2 separate regions of the Homo sapiens genome follow, and region 1 is linked to region 2. Evidence: chromatin loops called from intact Hi-C (ENCODE). Cell type or tissue: spleen. All regions are shown on one strand. Links, peaks and the distances in the headings refer to the core of each region. The heading gives the core; the rest is flanking DNA.

Region 1 (9,813 bases), core at 820-8,819, 540 kb before region 2:
CCCTTTATTCCTACAGCAGCAGGAGAATTTTATGGATTCCATTTGTGAGGGCTCACTGGGGACCTTCTCTGAGCATAGTCCGTAAGTCTGAGATACAGTACCAACATGCAACAGAATTATAATCCATCTGGGCAAACGTGAAACTCCAGCAGATACCGGAGAGTTAAAATTGAGATTCTAGGTGGTATGGGTTAGACAGTCAGGGCTGTGAATATCTTTAAAGGCCTTGATGAGGCTGCAATAGTCAAAATGCTCTCTGGAGGGCCTTCAACTGAGCTGGGCCTACAAGAGTGGCCAGGATTTTGACACAGAGATGCAGAAAAGGGATGGCATTGACAAGCAAGGAAGCCATAGGATGAGGGGCTTAAAAAGGCAGTATTCTCCTCAGCAAATGTGTAGGATAGTGAGGAATTTGGTGCAAGGAGGAGAGACAACATGACTAAGGGATAGACACAAACAGCATTTGAAGGGCCTGGAATGTCAATTTAGTGAAATTTAAACATGATGCTTCAGAAAAATGAGGATTTATTAGTGGTTTTCTGAAAGGGCAGTAGCCTGGTGAATTTAATTATTGTGAAAGATTGGTCTGGCAGCAGGATGCTGAATAAACTGGAGTGCCATACAGCCTCGTGAGGGTCAGGGATACAGTGAAGTTTGTAGGAACAGAAAAGAGAAGCTGAGTGGAAGAGCCATCCATGTTACTTGATGAGGGACTTGGCAGGGAAACTGAGGAAGAGGGAGGAATTAAAGGTGGAACCTTATACATTTAAAGTTCATATTCCTGAAACATATTTTTGGAATAATGCCATTTTTCCTTATTTACCCACTCCGGGTAAGATTTACCAAAATTCTGTTGCTCTGCATAGAAATACTGTGGCTGAAGGTTTTGGGGCATAATATGAGGATTCCTGAGATCATCTCACAACCCTGTAGAGATGAGATTTGTCTTCATTGTTATCTTCTGAAGGTTCTTCTGAACCTCTGCCTACAGGTAGTACCTTTGTGGGTGAGAAACCAAGAGAGAGAGACACAAAACCAAACATCACCTACATTAAAGAAGTGGCAATGCACAGTCAAGACCATGGGGTCAGGCCAGGCACGGTGGCTCACGCCTGTAATCCCAGCACTTTGGGAGGCCAAGCTGGGTGGATTACCTGAGGTCAGGAGCTCGAGACCAGCCTGACCAACATGGTGAAACCCCGTCTCTACTAAAAAAAATACAAAATTAGCTGGGCATGGTGGCAGGACCTGTAATCCCAGCTACTTGGGAGGCTGAGGAAGGAGAATCACTCGAACCTGGGAGGCAGAGGTTGCAGTGAGCCAAGATCGTGCCATTGCACTCCAGCCTGGGCAACAAAAGTGAAACTCCATCTCAAAACAAAACAAAAACAAAAAACATGGGGTCAGCTGACCCTGGGCAGGTTGGGTCCCCTGGGCCAAGTTGGTAGCATCCCTGAGTTGCCATTTTCTTATCTGTAAAATAGAGACAATACTATTGGCATGTTTGTCAAATTGTTTTGAGGAATCAATAAGACATTTGTAAAGAAAGACCTCAGTTTGGTGCAGTGGCTCTTAACCAGGGATGGTTTTGCTCCCCAGTCATGATTGTCATGACTGAGGATACGCTGCTGGCATCTGGTGGGTAGAGAGGTTGGGGATGTGCTAAACATCTCACAAGGCACTGTGCAGCCCCCAACAAGAAAGAATTATCTGGCCCAAAATATCAGTCGTGGTAAGGTTGAGAAACCCTGTTCCAGTGCCTGACACAGACTAGGCACTCAAAAACAATAGAAATATAAGCTTCTTATGTCTTCCTCTTTTCTGAATATGGATAAGCCAAATTGAAGACTTGTGGCTATCATTCCAATGAAAGGTTTCTGAATGGTGACCATAGTGGTAACAGTGGTACTGAATGGAGAAAAATGTTTTTCTCTATCCTTCCTGAGATTCTTGCTCAAATGCTGTTATTGTAAAAATTGTAAAAACTGTCACTGCTGACTTCCAATCTAGGTTGTGATTTCAGTTGAAAGTGTCAGAAGCTTTTATGCCCTCAAGCTGGGTGTTATTCTCGAACAACTGGACCAATTATACTAATTAGAAAAATAAAGTTTTTGATTTTTCAACCCTTGTATTTGGCATTAGCAAATGAAGCCTAAAAATTTTTACTATTTTTCAGGATCCCCAAATTTAGCTTGCTGTGATTATTTGTTAGGAAATGTTGGGAATCTCCAACTTGACTTTTATACTTATAATAATGCCTCTTATTAGATATTCACCTCAGTTTCTTGCATTTTTTATTTGTAAAGGGTTTTCACCTACTTAATTAAAGATAGTCTGAAAGTACTTAATACTAATCAGTGTTGGCCAGACCTGGTGGCTCACGCCTGTAATCCCAGCACTTTGGGAGGCGGAGGCGGGTGGATCACCTGAGGTCAGGAGTTCGAAACCAGCCTGGCCAACATAGTGAAACCCTGTCTCTACTAAAAATACAAAAATTAGCTGGGCACGGTGGCGCATGCCTGTAGTCCCAGCTACTCAGGAGGCTGAGGCAGGAGAATCACTTGAAACCGGGAGGTGGAGGTTGTGGTGAGCCAAGATCATGCCACTGCACTCCAGCCTGGGCAACAAAAGTGAGACTCCATCTCAAAAAATATATATACATAGTATATTATATATAATTACTTATATATAATTATATATATAATAACATATATAATTATATATATAATAAATATATATAATAACATATAATTTTATATAATTATATAAATACTATATATAATATATTATATAAATGCTATATGTAATATATGTTATATAAATGCTATATATAATATATGTTATATAAATAATATATATAATATATGTTATATAAATAATATATATTATATATGTTATATAAATAATATATAATATATATAATATGTATTAATTGGTGTTATACTAGGTAATTTGAGAGAAAAAAACCCTTAAAAAACTTAAGCCTAGATGAAGCGACAAAAAATAAAAAAATGGAGCTACTTGAGAACAATTTCAAAATGATTCACTATCATAAAAAGTGAAATAAATGTTACTAGCCTATTACATGCAAAAGCGATACTGAAAGAGAAAATAAGTTAGGCACATAGGGTCAAGATATATGGAGAGTAGCTCCATGGTATGGATATAGGACCCACCAAGTCCGGAGTGAAAATAGGCTGGAGGATGGGCCAAACTGACTAGACCAAGTCCTGGCTACCTGTTTACTAGATAGGTGACCTAAGGTAAGTGACTTCCATCCTCTACACTTACACTTTCTTATTTGTGAAATGGGGATAATCATAGTGGCTACTTCATAGGATTGTTATTAAGTACTTGAAATCCAGGCAGTCTGACTCCAAAACTTGGACTATAAACCCCCAAGCTGCAGTAGCCTAGAATTGTCAGTATTATAGTTGTGGTTGTTATTATTTCATTGTCAAGTAATAACCTGAGTGGAGCAGGGAGAGACTAAAGAAAGATAAGAGACCTTTGAGGTTGTTACAGAAATCTAGAAACAAATGATAAGGACCTCATTAAAGCGGTGGCTTTAAGAGCAGGGATAAAAGGGAATAAACTGGGCAAAGGATCAAATCGAAAAGATACTGTAGGATACAAATCCAGAGGGTAGTTGGATATTGAGGCTGAAGTGTAGAGAGTGAAATGAAAGATAATAGAATTATGAGCCTAGGTACTCAGAAATTGGGTGATGCCATTGAAAATAATTTAAGAGCTTCCATTTCATTATGGAAAAATGATAAGTTCATTTTTTGAAGTGTTACACAGGTTAAGTATAATTTGAAATGCTTGAGACCGCAGGTGTTACGTATTTCAGAGTTTTTTGGATTTTAGACTATTTGCATATACATAATGAGATCTTGGGGATGAGATTAAAGTCTAAACACAAAATTCATTTATGTTTCGTATATACCTTATACACATAGCCTGAAAGTAATTTCATACAATATTTTCAATAAATTTGTGCATGAAACAAAGTTTGTGTACATTCAACCATCAGAAAGCAAAGGTACCGAGTGTGGAATTTTCCATTTGTAGGGTGATATCAGCACTCAAAATGTTTTGGATTTTGGAGCATTTCAGATTTCAGATTTTCAGATTAGGGATGCTCAATCTGTATTTGTATGTCAAAGGTAAATCTAAGTGAAGCCCACCTGTAGGTTGTCAAAATATGGTCAGTAACAAGTTAGAGACAGAGGTAGAGATTTTGTTTTGCATCACATTCCTATATTGTCACTGGAATAAGGTAAGTAAGTTTGAAGTGTTGCTATTCTCACCATATTCTTAACATATATTCTGGAATCTGGGTGACAAGTTAAGCTTAGTTTTCATTATTTAGAGTACTTTCACATTTTCTGATTCTGCTTTGATGTATTTTCTGATTTTTAAACTACCCTAATCTTGTATGCATTGCTGAAATGTTACAAAGGTTGGTAAGCTTATTGCTAAGTAGCCAAGTGATTCTTTCCAAAGTCATCATCCATTTTATCAGCAATAATGCTTTCTTTAATGCTTATTAATAATTACCCAAATGTTTTGAGATTGAATATGATGTTTATTATCATCTAATTGTTTTAGCAGAGTTCAAATTACTACTGATCAAATGTTGAACATGATACCCAGCCCTTCACTTTTCTCAAGATTGATATTTCCCTGAGTTCAGAGTACAACATTTTACAATTATTTTTAGAAGTTGTACATTCCTAGCAGTTGACTAGTGAACCAATTACATTCCCCTAAGAACCCATCATAACTTCAATGTCATTATAGTAATTTGCAAAAAAAAAAATTATAGTTTCTTGAGGTAAAAGGGTTAGGTCAGAGTTTTTCAACCTTGGTACCATTGACATTTAAGGCCAGATAATTCTTTGCTGCGGGGTTTGTCCTATGATTTATGGCAGCTGCCCCCAGTCTTCTTGGGACCAGGGAACAGTTTTGTGTAAGACAATTTTTCCACAGACCAGGGGCCGGGGGGAGTAGTTTTGGTATGATTCAAGTGCACTACATTTATCATGCACTTTATTTCTATTATTGCCTTGTAATATATAATGAAATAATTATATAAATTACCATAATGTAGAATCAGTGGGAACCCTTAGCTAATTTTCCTGCAACTAGATGGTCCCATCTGGGGGTGATGGGAGACAGTGACAAATCATCAGGCATAAGATTCTCAGAAGGAGCATGCAACCTAGGTCCCTTGCATGTGCAGTTCACAATAGAATTTGCACTTCTATGAGAATCTAATGCCACCGCTCATCCGACAGGAGGTGGAGCTCAGGTGGTAACTTGAGCATTGGGGAGTGGCTGTAAATACAGATGAAGCTTTGCTTATTCTCCCGCTGTTCACCTCCGGCTGCATGACCAGGTTGCTAACAGGCTGGTCCGTGGCCTGGGAGTTGGGGACCCCTACTTTATAGGATGTCTAGCAGCATCCCTGGCCTCTACCCACTACATGGTAGCAGCAGCCCCATCCTCCAAGTTGTAACAACCAAAAATGGTCCCAGACTTTGCCAAATGTCCCCTAGGGGGCAAACTCATCCCCAATTAAAACCACTTGCTTATTTAGTTCTTCCACTTATTTACATTTCTAATTTCAACTGTATTTTAAATCTTTAATGTCATATGAAATACAGCATACTACATACATGTTCTATCACCAAGGATGTAAGGGATTCTTGCTTTTTAGGTAAATGATGTTATTGGTTTAGGTCTGTATGCTTTTACAATGTGAGCCACCTTACACAAAGTGCAGAATGGTATATAGAAAAAAGTACACTAGAAACTTGTTTTTCTTCTCTCTGACAATGTCACTGAATGTTCTCAATCAAGCATTTAAAACATATTCAACATTCAGTCAACCTAGACTTATTAAGTTACTACTATGTGATTGGCACTGTTGCTACCTACTGAAGGTACAAAGATGAGTAAAATGGTCTCTATCCTCAAAGAAGTCTCAGCCAAGTGGAGAAGCTGGGCAAGGAAACAGCTACACCACAATGTAATAAATATTGTAGCTGAGGAATGGAAATTTGGGAGCTCAGAGGAAAGAGTAACTCTACCTGAGGAAATCATGGAAGACTTTTAAAAGGAAACCAAGCTGGAACAGATGCTTAAGATGAGCAGGAGTTTACCAGGCACAGAGGGAGAACAAGGACTCCAGGCAAAGGAAACAGCCTCTGCAGAGACTCAGAGCCATGGCTTTAGGGGACGATAAACATGGTGGTATGACTGGAATCGGAGAGGTGTGGGGTGATGGCTGGAGAGGAGGCTGGGAAGGCGGGCAGGATCCAGCTGCTGCAGGCCTTGAATGCCAGGCTAAGTTCTCTTAATGGTCTCTCCTATAAGCCGTGAGAAACACTTGAAGAATTTATAGGTGGGAGTACCCTACAAGGATAATCTAGCCAACTGCTGTTTTATTTAGTGGTTACTAATTTGGATATTGAGATGTTTGTTTTATAATTGTGTTTACTGTAACTAATTACAGTTACAGTAAATTTAAAAAAATGAGGGCCAGGCGCAGTGGCTGATGCCTGTAATCCCAGAAATTTGGGAGGCTAAGGCAGGTAGATCGCTTGAGGTCAGGAGTTTAAGCCCATACTGGCCAACATGGTGAAACCCTTGTCTCTATTAAAAATACAAAAATTAGCCGGGTGTGGTGGCGTATGCCTTTAGTCTCAGCTACTTGGGAGGCTGAGGCCCTTGCATCACTTGGGCCTAGGAGGTGGAGGGTGGAGGTTGCAGTGAGCCAAGATTGTGCCATTGCACTACAGCCTGGCGACAGAACAAGACCCAGTATCAAAAAAAAAAAAAGAGTTATATAATAAATCCTATAATGAATAAGTCCTTGTGCTACATGTTAGGGGCAAACAGAGCCATAAAAAAAATCTTAAGGCGCCTATAATTTACTAGGGAAGAACGCCTGGTATGTCATAAAAGTCTGTACGTAGTGAGGAGGCATCAGACAGAGGAGAGGATGATTAATCCTGTCTGAGAGTAAGGGAGTCTGGGAAGGCTCCACGAAACTTTGATGGTGTTTGCCAGCTGGACAAAGGCTGGATGATGCCACCTTGATGGTATCCTTGTTCTAGGAACAGAAAGTCTACTCTTACCTAGGAAGAGTTGCCCTTCATGTTTTGTTTTCAGAAAGTATCACTTCAATCTAAACATTTAGACTATGTGGATACACTTAAAGGTCCATTCAGATCTTTATCAAATGTAAGTTTTTAATTGAGGAATTTCCTGACCATCCCTTGTTTCATTTTCTCTATTTTACTTTTATCACCACATATAACAGACTATGCTGTATATTTTATTATTTTATCTTCCCCCTCTCAAATGTAAGCTGCATGTGTCAGGAATTTATGTCTATTTTGTCTATTGTTATATCCTTAGTGCCTGCTACAGGGCCTGGTGTGGTAGATTTCAGTAAATGATTGTTAAATAAATGAATATAATTTTATTACTAGTTATGTTGGATTTAACTAGAATTCAGCTAAATTCACCATAGCATTACATGTTAAAGAATTCTTTTTTGTTTTTACCAGGTAGGTAAATACTCTCGAAAATGGCTTCATCTTATTCAGTTTTATTCCATATTTCTCAAAAGAGGAGAGTTATTTCATTTTTTTTTTTTTTGCTGCCTGGATTCATACTTAAATTCAAAGTTCATGGGTAATTTTATGACTGCCTGACTAATGTAGTACAATTGTTTAGATTGAAGCAGAATTTATAGATACGTTCAGTATCTATAAATTCTCAATCCCAATAACAAGATTTTACTTTTGAAAGGTCAAAATGTATTGAATCACTTTGAGAACATAACTCAGGTTAATGTGTATTTATTTTACCTCTGTGGAAATGCTTAATATGTTTCTGTTCCTTTTTCCCTCCTTCCGTTCTTCCTTCTTTCCACCTTTCCTCCCTTCCTTCTTTTCTTTCTCCCTCCTTCCTTTTGTTTTTCCTCCCTCCCTTTTCCTTCTTTCACTATATTGTGATAGAATAGTGTTTAAATTAGTGATTCAAAGCAGCATAAATTTATTCTTGATATAAAGGGGGATGAATTAAAACCAAATTGACTTTGCCATCTGTATGTTGCTTTAAATTGAGAACATATATTTGGTAATAGTGAGGGAAGGTGTTGGTGCTGATCCAGTCACCTGTGGTCAGGGAGGGGGCGTCACATGTTTCCTGGGATTCATCTTTCCTAAAGGGAAAAGGTGCTAGCAAGTGTGTGTTGATAGGAGGGTGAGTGGGGAGAGAATGGAAAGGCACCAGATATACAGACACTCCTGAAGTGCCTACTGTAGTAACTGCTGAGCTCAAACAGTGAAGGAGCATGTTTGTCTTCTAAGAGCATTAAAAACATTTTTTAAAAATCATCAGGATAAACAGCCAACCTTTTTCTGTTCATTCTGAAGGTGATATTCTGTTCATCCAGTCTTTTCACTGTTTCTCAGTGTTTATGTTTAGCCTATGTAACATAATCCTTTTTTTTTTTTTTTTTTTTTTTGGGAGACAGAGTCTCACTCTGCCATCCATGCTCAAGGGCAGTGGTGTGATCTTGGGTCACTGCAACCTCTGCCTCCTAGGTTGGATCAATTCTTGGGCCTCAGCCTCCTGAGTAGCCAGGACTACAAGCGTGTACCACCATGCCCAGCTAATTTTTTGTATTTTAGTAGAGATGGGGTTTCTCCATGTTGCCCAGTCTGGTCTAGAACTCCTGACCTCAGGCAATCCACCCACCTCGGCCTCCCAAGGAATTGCAGGTGGAACCTACCATGCCCGACCTATATGACGTAATCCTATTAATGAAAACTGAATTTCAGAATTTTCTGTTTTCTTTTTTTGGCTAAGATCCCAGCTTGGAAAAAGAAAGATTATATATATATATATATTTCGGCTTGATGTCCAAGAAAAAGTCTAGATTGAAATCAAGAAGTTGTTTGTATTATTTTTTTTCTCTTGAAGATGAGCCAACTTGTCAAATGTTTTACATCATGAGAACCACAGTCAGATAGCTTCCTGCTGTCTTAGAATAAGAGTGCGTTTTGGAATGCTGTTTTATTCTGTTTGTTTTCATTCTCCCTTTTCTACTTCCGTCTGTTCTTCCCTGCCCCCAGCCCTTGATGTTGTTTAGCAGCGTATGCTTCCTGTTAGTGTTTTGATTCCTTTTCAGGTTTCAATTACAAAAACAAAATAACTCAAACAATAGGAATAACATAGATGATTCTCTGGAATGAAAATTGAGCTCTCCCTAGCTAACAGGGAGATAGATTCAAATGACCACATGTTTTTGTAGTTCTCCAGATTTCTGTTGGAGACACAGTCTGTGTATCACTACCCATCCAGAAGGCATGTCTTGCGTTAGCATGGAAGACCACTTTTAATCCAGCGTGCCTTCCCAATTCCTGTGTAGAATGAAGATATGAGACTGATGCAGTGCTTCCTGTAGAGCCATACACATATTATTCATTCATCCCACAAGTAAATGTTAGCTTCTTTATTTTAAACTAGGTACTGGGAATATAATAGTGAACAACACAGACAGCTGTCTTTGCCTCAGGTAGCGCATGATGTAGTTAGGCAGAGAACTGAACAGAAAATTACCTTCTGAAGCAATAAATACTGTGACATGGGAAGTGCAATTTGCTGTGAGAGCACATAGGAGGAGCCTCAAACCAGAGAAAGGGTGAGGTGAACAGAGAGAGGTCAGGGCAAGCTTCGGAAGACTTAAGATGAGACTGGAAGGGATACAAATTAGCTAAGCAAAGGATG
Region 2 (9,813 bases), core at 755-8,754:
AACTCTATGAGGGAGGTAATTACCTAATCATCACTACCATTTTACATTTAAGTTTCCACTTAAGATCCTTAAGAACAGAGAGGATAAGTAATTAGTCCAAAGTCACACATCTGGTAAAGGGTAGTGTCGGGATTTGAACCCAGGCCCCTTGGCTCCAGTGTTGGTGCTCTTTATCATTACGCCAGCACTGCCTCCCTATATTAGTTAAAACTAGATAATATCTTAAATCTTAAGGAGAGGAGGAAATGGTCATCAATTGACAACATCCATTTGTTAAAAAAATTACTGTGGTTTTTGTTGTTATTCTTATTTGTTACTATTGACCTCTCTGAATATCTGCAGAAACTTTACCTTTACAAATTTTCTTGTTTATTGTTTAGGTAACAGGCATACGTGGTCGTCCAGGACCGGCAGTAAGTAGTTTCTCCCAATATTCTTGGTACTCTTGTATTCCTTGAGATACTGAAAATCTTTACAGATATTATATCCATGAGAAGATAAAAGAATTAAACAATGATACTTGGTCTCTTAAAACATTTTGTCTTAAACCATCTTCAAGTTAGACATTGCTTTGCAGCAATGAATGGTAGATAAGGGATCATTTTATTCTGAAACTGAAGAAACATTATGTTAGTCTTGCTATTGGTTATGTAAAAGACAAAACACTTTATTGTTACATTTGTTAATTTTAGTGTGACTTTGTTCACTGAAATTAGGGCATACTTGTGTGTTGTTTGACTATGATTAATGGTAGGCTAGTTTTATCTGCTTAATAAAATTATATATTGCAGTAGAATTTGAGAAATCATACAGCAGGAGAGCATATTTATGGCTTAGTATAAAAGATTAATTTTTTCAAGTTTGGATTATCAGCAGTATTCATAACATATACACACACTTCATGTAAATGTTAAACACATCAAATCAGCTTAAAATACTAAGTTAGCTTTAATGGACTCACTCTGGTTCTTCTGAAGCCCTCACTTTTAAACGATGCTATATGTTGGGTTGAGTAAATACACAATATAATCTTCATAACTCAGTTTAAATCCTCTTTTAAAGAGAAACAAAGTCCCCCTGGCAACAGCCATTTCCCAGGGGGGGAAAAACATTTTAAGATATCAGCACAATAACACCACTTTTGAAATATAATAGTCATTTGTTATTTAAGGGAAAAGTAACTGTAATTAAGATTTGGAAATTTCTAAGTGGGTTTTAAACATACAAGGGAAGTAATGCAATATTCTAAGTAAAGTAAAAAGAAAAGATGCTTGAGTGTACATAAAGCAGTACTGTAGTAGGCTAAGAGGCTTTCCTTTCCATTGCTTTTATCAGCAACTTGAACAGTGATGAACATTTTGGGGTATCATGTACCAATTTGATTTCATACAGTCCCTGGAATAATTGATAATTTGTATTTTGCACATTTATGTAATTTTCAAAATCAGAATTGTAAGTTTTTGTGCTCAGAGTTTAGTGGCAAAGGCTTTACCTGGGAGAAGACAGCAAATATGATCCTTAAAAATTTGCAATTACTAGTCAAGCTAATCTATTTAGCTCACTATGCTCCATGATGCCATAATGTGCACCTAGTTCTTCATAGGTCTTTAAATGTCACTGATAACATAAACAACGCTTCTAAGCGTACAGAACTTTTATATGCACATGGCTTTATTCTCTATAGTCTTCAACTGAACTGAATTAAGTGTGGTATTTCTGTTTTCCAATTTTCTTTTATCAAGTAGACTTTTAAAAATTCAATAAGAAAGTATACATTTTTGCATGCATAATCATCATTTTCTGTTTTAGGGACCTCCAGGATCACAGGGACCAAGAGGAGAGCGAGGGCCAAAAGGAAGACCTGTAAGTTGACAGGAGGGCTCCTTGTGGGGAACGTACAGCCAGTCAGTTTACACTGTGTTCTCTGAATGCAGCAAGAAGCTGGGAGCACTATTCCTCTTTCACCTCCATTAAATTTTACAAAAATACAATAATAATTGTATATTATCTTATTAGATAACACAAATGATATTTCCTTGTCCCTTATGAGGTCAAATCAAAATAAAGTAGAACTTAAGGAAGCATAGTTAACATGTCATGAGTTTCACTCATGAGTAAGCAATGCCAAGAATGCACTGTTGAGATAAAACATCCAAGTTATATGATCTGTGGTTGCCACAGGAATAACCAAGCTGGATACGGGAAAAAATTGTTAGAGGATAAAATTTTCTTTCAAGTGGTTGCACAACAAGTTTATTTCCCAGGTAGCACTCCGCCTTTTTCACTCAGCAGCCACTGCAGAGATAGCAAAGGAGTAGTTTTAAAAATCAGCAATCCCATTACTAGACAAGTGAAATACCTTTACAATAAAATAGTGACCTCAATATCTTTGAGATAAAACATGAGGATATTATATAATATATACCAAAGGTTTTCTTTTATTACCTATCTGCACAGAATACATATTGTTCTCAAGTGTTAGAGTTACAACTTTTTTTTTCTTTTTTTTTTTTTTTTTGAGACGGAGTCTCGCTCTGTCACCCAGGCTGGAGTGCAGTGGTGTGATCTCGGCTCACTGCAAGCTCCGCCTCCCTGGTTCACGCCATTCTCCTGCCTCAGCCTCCCGAGTAGCTGGGACTACAGTTGCCCGCCACCATGCCCAGCTAATTTTTTGTATTTTTTAGTAGAGACGAGTTTTCACCGTGTTAGCCAGGATGTGATCCGCCCGCCTCGGCCTCCCTACAACGTTTTTTCTTATGTATCACTTCTAAAATCTAATGTCTTTCATATACTAAATAACTGTATTCATTTGTATATTGCTCCCATTATCCCATGTTTCAATTAGAAAATTTTGTTTGTACTGTTTAATTTTTTCTCTAATGTATCTATTAAAACTCTCAGTAGATTTTTATCCTTTTAAATATATATTTATCCATATTTAAATGGGAGGATTAGAAGATAAGCAAACAGCAGACAAGTTTGAATATATAAATGAGGATAAAATATATTTTAGATCATATGCCTAGGAACTCTTGCCACTAGTTTCATTCTTGTTACTACATTATCCTTCTACTCATTTCACCTCATATATAGTGTGATGTCAGTACTTTTTCTTAAACGGGGCTGCACTATGGATGTTACTTGCAGGCATGTAGGTGCAAAGCAGTGCCCCAAGAGATTGGCCATATCTTGGGGTGTGTCCAGATTATTATATGCCCCATTCTTCACTGTGGTTGTATTGAGTTTTCTCACTAGTGTTGGTAGCTTAAACACTGCTGTAGGTCTCCAGATGTCTCTCCTAGATCTAGAAAGACAGAAATAGGTAGAAAATAACATCAGTTGGGTGGAGGATGGGTGGTCGTGACAGAAAAAAAAAAAAAGATTTTGCATTGGTGTATTTGTACACTGTAAGTAATTGATAACATTGGGTCCTAAGTCTAGGTAGAAGTTGTTGTAGGACCAGACTTCCAGAGTTCCTGGTTAAGATCCAAAGAATCTACTCCCCAACCCTTCTCACTTATTTTCCCTATTTGACTTTGTGATGTGGTCAATTTCCTGTCTTGGTTAGGCCTGAGACAATCAATGTGAATTGGGTATAAGTGTGTGCGTGTTGTGTGTGTGTGTTTGTGTGTGTGTGTATGAAAGAGCGAGAGAGAGAGAGGGAGAAAGGGGGGTAGATTTTTAGGAGGAATCAAGTGAGACAACCCTGGCAGATATCCAAGTAGGAAATCTGTTCCTCTCTTAATCCTAGCAAAGAACTGGTGTGATGGTAAGTGTTTAACAAATCTTTTAATGCCTGCCTACACCGATTTCAAGATATGAAATGATGTATAGCTTTGCATGAAATGATGTATATGAAATGATGGGCATGATGTAACAGAATGCCCATAGGTAGAATGTTTTGCCTCATGTCTCAAGCCTTCTGGGAGCTGCTTAGCTGGACTAAAATTATGGCTGTCACAATATCATAAATAGCATTCCCCCACCCCCACCATTATATTACCATCAAACAGTACGGAAGGCTCACAATGTACAGCATGGTTTCTCACTGTTAACACTATTGATATGTTAGGCCAAATAATTCCATATGCATTGTAGGAAGTTTTGCGGCATTCCTGGTATCTACCCACTAGATGCCAGTTGAAACTGCCATCCCCCATACAATTGTGACAGTTAAAAATGTTTCTTGACATTGCCAAATCCAGGCAAAATAGCTCTGGACTGAGAACTAGTATGTCAGTAGTTCAGTATGAGATACTCCTACAAGACCTTCAGGATTAGCCAATGATTTTCATGACTGTCTCTCATCACACGTCCTCAGTTTTAAGTGTATTGTTCAGATAACTTCATAGTGACAAGCTAGCAAACTGTCAGGAGATGGACCGTCAATGATGTGCTAAGTTCTAGTTGCACATGACACTTAACCACTATTGGTATGTTTCTTGATCTGTAAAATGGGAAATATACTAGATCTTAACATCTATAACATTTATGTGTGTGTGTGTGTGTGTGTGTGTGTGTGTGTGTGTGTGTGTGTGTGTGTGTGTGTGTCAGAGAGAAAGAGAGAGAGAGAGAAACGAGAGAAATGAAGTTCTTTAACAGTTCCCGGTCATTCGTCTTTTCTACTTGTGGATGTTTAAACATCGCCACCTAGTGGCAACCTCAAAGTACTTTTTTATTGTAGATTACTGCGGAGGTATTTGAGTATCTTGGAAATGGAAGGGAATGATAATAAATGTAACATTTACCTTAATATAAGAATTATGTAATTCAGCTCACTTGGAGATATAAAAATAGATACTTTTAATGAGCTCCCAAATTCTAATTTGCTTTTGATATTTACCGGTAAACATTCTTGTGTTCACTTAATTTTAGATAATTTTTATAGACGTTTTTATTAATTTTAATCTTAATCTGTGCAACAGTAAATTTCATAAGCTATTTAGAGGGCATTCCGTGGAGACATATAATGAATCTGAAGTCAATGAAAACAATCTTAGGATCAGACTTTGAAATACGAAGTGTTAATTACAGAAGAATGGAGAAAGTCACAATCTCTTTGGAGGACTAATGAATATTTCTCAAACTTATCTCCACTCCTGTTGACAATAAATATAGTTTTGTGTATGTCTCTTTGGAACTCTCATTGGGAGCAGAGATTATGCATTAGTTCACTTTTTGTATGTAATAATATCTGGTTATTAATTAGCAACTGAGCATTGCAAGAACAGAATCAGAGTTTTCTACACAAGGCTGTATGAATAAACCAGACTATTATTTTGTCTGTGCTGTCATATACATATCCAGTTCATGTTACTCTCATTCATATGATCCAGGAGTCCTAGAGAACAATTGAAATCAGCCTCTGTTGTGTATAATGAAGTGTGAAGTAAATTGTTAGTAGTTTAGGAGTCAGAAAAGTTTTGATTTTTAAAAACTGAGAATAATTTTCTAAGATATCATTTTTAAATATAAGTTTTTCAGGCTAAGTATTCTACTTCTATTTAATAGATAAATTTGCTTGTTTGTCCCACTACTGCAAGAAGTAAATATGTCTATATAAATGTTTAAATATATTAAAATAATTAAATTTCTGAATAGCTATGATGCCACCCTCCCCAAAACCATCATATACAAACTGCCACCTCCACCACCTGAGCTTGTCCTGTGTTTGCTCCCTCTGCACTATCAGCTCCTATTTGAATTGCTTACTGTGGTCCCATAGGTATTCTCATGTTTAAGCATGGGAGTTCTTTTTTTAACTATTAAACTTCATTTACCATATTTCCCTTGATCCCTGCTTATAATTATAAAAAGCATATTGCCTGATGACTTTTTGGTCCTTTCTTTTTGAAGCCTTTCAAGATTCTTTAGGGTTAAGGAGCCAGAAAATACTTAACTAGCCTTGTGGGAATGATGAGGTTAGAGGACGGAGCATTTCCAGAACTGAGGACGTGGCTGTTCCCCAAGCTGCCTTCAGAATGTGGGTTAGGAGAAGGGTGGAATTTGGCAGCTAGAAATCATTGCTCACTTCTCTGAGAACTTAGACTTGGCTGGGTCACAGTGCCTTTGCCTCTAATTTCTCAATGGTCTAGTCTTCCTCTGGGGGTGGGAAGTAAAATAAAGTGTGCCAGGCTTTAAAGTATTAAAGAGGACTGAAAGGTAACAATATAATATGCATGTATTGAGTGTCTAGTATGTACCAGGAACTATGCAAAGCATTAAACAATTAGACAGAAAATCTCTACAAACTCCAATCAAGGGATTCTTGAATTTTGGGGGGAAGGGAGAAGTTAAGCAGACGTATACATAGTTAACTGTAATCCAATGACAATCCACTGTAATTTCAGTGACAGACAAGTGAATTTATAATTGTTGATCAAATACCCTTGCACGGCAAAAACTCAATCAAATAAGGAAGTTCACTTTAGAATACTGTTGAACTGAAAATTTTAAAAATAATTATTCTAAGAATGCTGATTTCTGGGTATTTAACACACCACATAAAATTCTTACCCAGACCACATCCGAATGGTAGAAGTTCAGACCTATGCTGAAATCAGTAGTGACATGGCTGATGAAATTACTCTAAGTGGCTAGATTGCCATGTATTTTTAAAATAATAAACACTCCCTTGCCATTAAGAAGTCTGTGCCTTTAGCTTTCTACTAAGTGTATATTTGGCAGTGGGTTCTAATTTTAACTGGCTTGTTTTCCAGGGCCCTCGTGGACCTCAGGGAATTGATGGAGAACCAGGTGTTCCTGGTCAACCTGGTGCTCCAGGACCTCCTGGACATCCGTCCCACCCAGGACCCGATGGCTTGAGCAGGGTGAGTTGTGTGCATTGTTTGATGTCACGTACAGGTCATGTTTTAAATTATTGATATATTGTTAGGATTTTAAATTGTGTCTGTTCAGATATTGACACTTGACTGTAAGAGCAGTTAAATAAGGTCAACACTGCTATGGACAGTAGAACTAATAAACCCACAGGGAATTGTTGGAAAAATTGGAAGAAGTATTTTCTAAAGTACTGCTTCAAATTGTTTGTATTTCTCAATGTCAGCTCTAGACTCTATGTGCTTTGTTTTTTCTATTGATTCTAAAGAACCACTGCTTTCCCCCTCTTTAAATGAAATGAGAGATTTATCTGTCCTATTCTCTAGGCTCAGAATGCCAAAAAAATCTGCTCCGTATCCTCCACAAGAGAGGATGACACATCCATGATGAGGGATATGAGAAGGCCATTGAGTTGACACTAAAAATGACACCTAATTATTTCTTCAATTTTAGTTTTTTTACTTGAAGTAAAGTCAAACAAAAAGCCTTTCAATACCGACTTCTTTGAATTGTTAATGTCAGACATAGGGGATTTATAAGTACAGGCAAACCATGGAGATATTGTGGGTTCAGTTCCAAACCACCTCAATAAAGTGAAATACTGCAGTAAAGTGAGTTATGTGAATTTTTTTTTGTTTCCCAGTGCATATAAACTTATGTTTTTCCACAATATAGTCTGTTATAAAGTGTGTAATAGCATTATGTCTAAAAAACAAGGTATATTTCTTTATTAAAAATACCTTATTGTTAAAAATTGCTAATAATCATCTGACCTTTCAGCAAGCCATAATCTTTTTGCTGATAGGGTGTTTTGCTTTGATGCTGATAGTTGCTGACTAATAAGGGTGGTATTGCTGAAGCCTGGAATTGCTATGGTAATTTAAAAAATAAGACAACAATGAAGTTTGCCATATCAAAATCCTTTGTTGTCATTTCAACAATCTTCACAGTATCTTCACCAGGAATAGACTGCATCTTGAGAAACGACTTTCTTTGCTCATTCATAAGAAGCAAGTCCTCATCTGTTAAAGTTTTATTATGAGATTACAGTAATTAAGCAACATCTTCAGGCTCTACTTATAATTCTAGTTCTGTTGCTATTGCCATCATATCTGCAATTACTTCCCCCAATGCAGTCTTCAGCCACTAAAATTCATTCATGAAGGTTGGAATCAACTTCTTCCAAACTTCTCTTGAGGCTTATATTTTCACCAATCAATTAAGAATGTTCTTAATGGCACCTAGAATGATAAATCCTTTCCAGAAGATTCTCAATTTACTTTGAACATTATATTCTTAAGTAATAAGATTTAAAAGTTGAAATTTATTTATATCCATGGGCTGCAAAATGGTTTTTGTATTAGCAGGCATGAAAACAACATTAATATCCTTGTATATCTCCATCAGAACTCTTATGTGACCTAGTGCATTGTCACTGAGCAGTAATATTTTGAAAGGAATCCTTTGTTTCTGAGCAATAGGTCTCAATAGTGGGCTTGAAATATTCAGTAAACAATGCTGTAAAGGCTGTAAACAGATGTGCTGTTATCCAGGCCTTGTTGTTCCATTTATAGGGTACAGGCAGAGTTGTTTTATCATAATTCCTAAGGATGCTAGGATTTCCATAATAAGAAATAAACACTGGTCTTAGCTTAAAGTCTCCAGCTGCATTAACCCCTAACAAGAGAATAAGCCTGTTCTTGGAAGCTTTGAAGCCAGGCATGGACTTTTTCTCTCTAAACATGAAAGTCCTAGATGGCATCTTCTTCCAACAGAAGGCTGTTTTGTGTACATTGAAAGTCTATTGTTGAGTGTAGCCACGTTCATCAATGATGCTAACTTGATCTTCTGGATAACTTGCTGCAGTGTCTACATCAGCATTTGCTGCTTCACTTTGCATTTTTATATTATGGAGATGGCTTCTTTCCTTTAACCTCATAAACCAACATTTTCTAGCTTCCAACTTTTCTTCTGCCACTTCCTTGCTTCTTTCAGCCTTCACAGAATTGAAGAGGGTTAGGGCCTTGCTCTAGATTCGATTTTGGGTAAGATAATGTTGTGGTTGGTTTGATCTTCTATCCAGACTACTAAACCTTTCTCCATATTAGCATTAAGGCTGTTTTACTTTCTTATTATTTGTGTGTTTACTGAAGTAGTGCTTCTAATTTTTTAAGAACTTTTCCTTTGCATTCATAAGTTGGATGACTGTTTGCTGCAAGAGGTCTAGCTTTGGCCTATCTTGGGTTTCAATATGCCTTCCTTACTAGACCATTTCTAGCTTACAATGTAAAGTGAGAGATGTGAGACTCTTTCTTTCACTTGAACATTTAGAGGCCATTGTTGGGTTATTAATTGACCTAATTTTAATGTTGTTGTGTCTCAGGGAATAAGGAGGCCCATGGAGAGGAAGAGAGATGGGGAACACCCGGTTGGTAGAACAACACACACAATATTTATTGATCAAGTTTATTGTCTTGTATGGGCATCATTCAAGGCACCTAAAACAACTACTTTAGTAACATCAAGATCACTGAACACAGATCATCATAACAGATATAATAAGAACAATAATAATATTAAAGTATTATGAGAACTACCAAAGTGTGACACAGAGACACAGAGTGAACACATGCTATTGCAAACATGGCACCGGTTGTCTTGCTTGGTGCAGGGTTGCCATAAGACTTGAATTTGTAATAAACATAATATTGGTAAAGCACAGTAAAATGAGGCATGCCTGTAGATTGAGACCTTAACAAGGAAACATATGAAGCCTGAATATGATTTTTGCTTTACAAAAGTTCATACACATTTTTCTCAACAGATTGTAGAATAAATTGCCAATTTATTTATAAACAGTACACACATTCTTTCCTAACAAAATTTGGAAACTAATGTGACTACTAAAATGTATATGAACAATTTTGGTCAGTTTGATTACTAGGGTTTTTTAATTGTGAAAGAGAGTAGGTC

Evidence for each region. Peaks named below come from ENCODE experiments on the same cell type or tissue, not always from the same donor. Only the 100,000 strongest peaks of a DNase experiment are listed, where the experiment ranks them.
Region 1: a loop joins it to region 2, with 7 times the contacts of the local background. A loop is called at or near these places in 4 of 110 quality-filtered maps.

The regions. Positions count from the first base shown.
Region 1 is chr2:189,629,265-189,639,077 of GRCh38, reverse strand. No RefSeq gene overlaps it. Among named protein-coding and RNA genes, the nearest start is that of ASDURF, 27 kb to the left of the region's middle. In spleen, for the core only: a CTCF peak has its summit at 5,550 (motif pointing right); no DNase peak of the experiment used is centred there.
Region 2 is chr2:189,089,327-189,099,139 of GRCh38, reverse strand. COL5A2 (collagen type V alpha 2 chain) reads left to right here. Exons shown (of 54, transcript NM_000393.5): 5 at 381-413; 6 at 1,810-1,863; 7 at 6,720-6,830. Among named protein-coding and RNA genes, the nearest start is that of MIR3129, 39 kb to the left of the region's middle. In spleen, for the core only: a CTCF peak has its summit at 4,693 (motif pointing left); no DNase peak of the experiment used is centred there.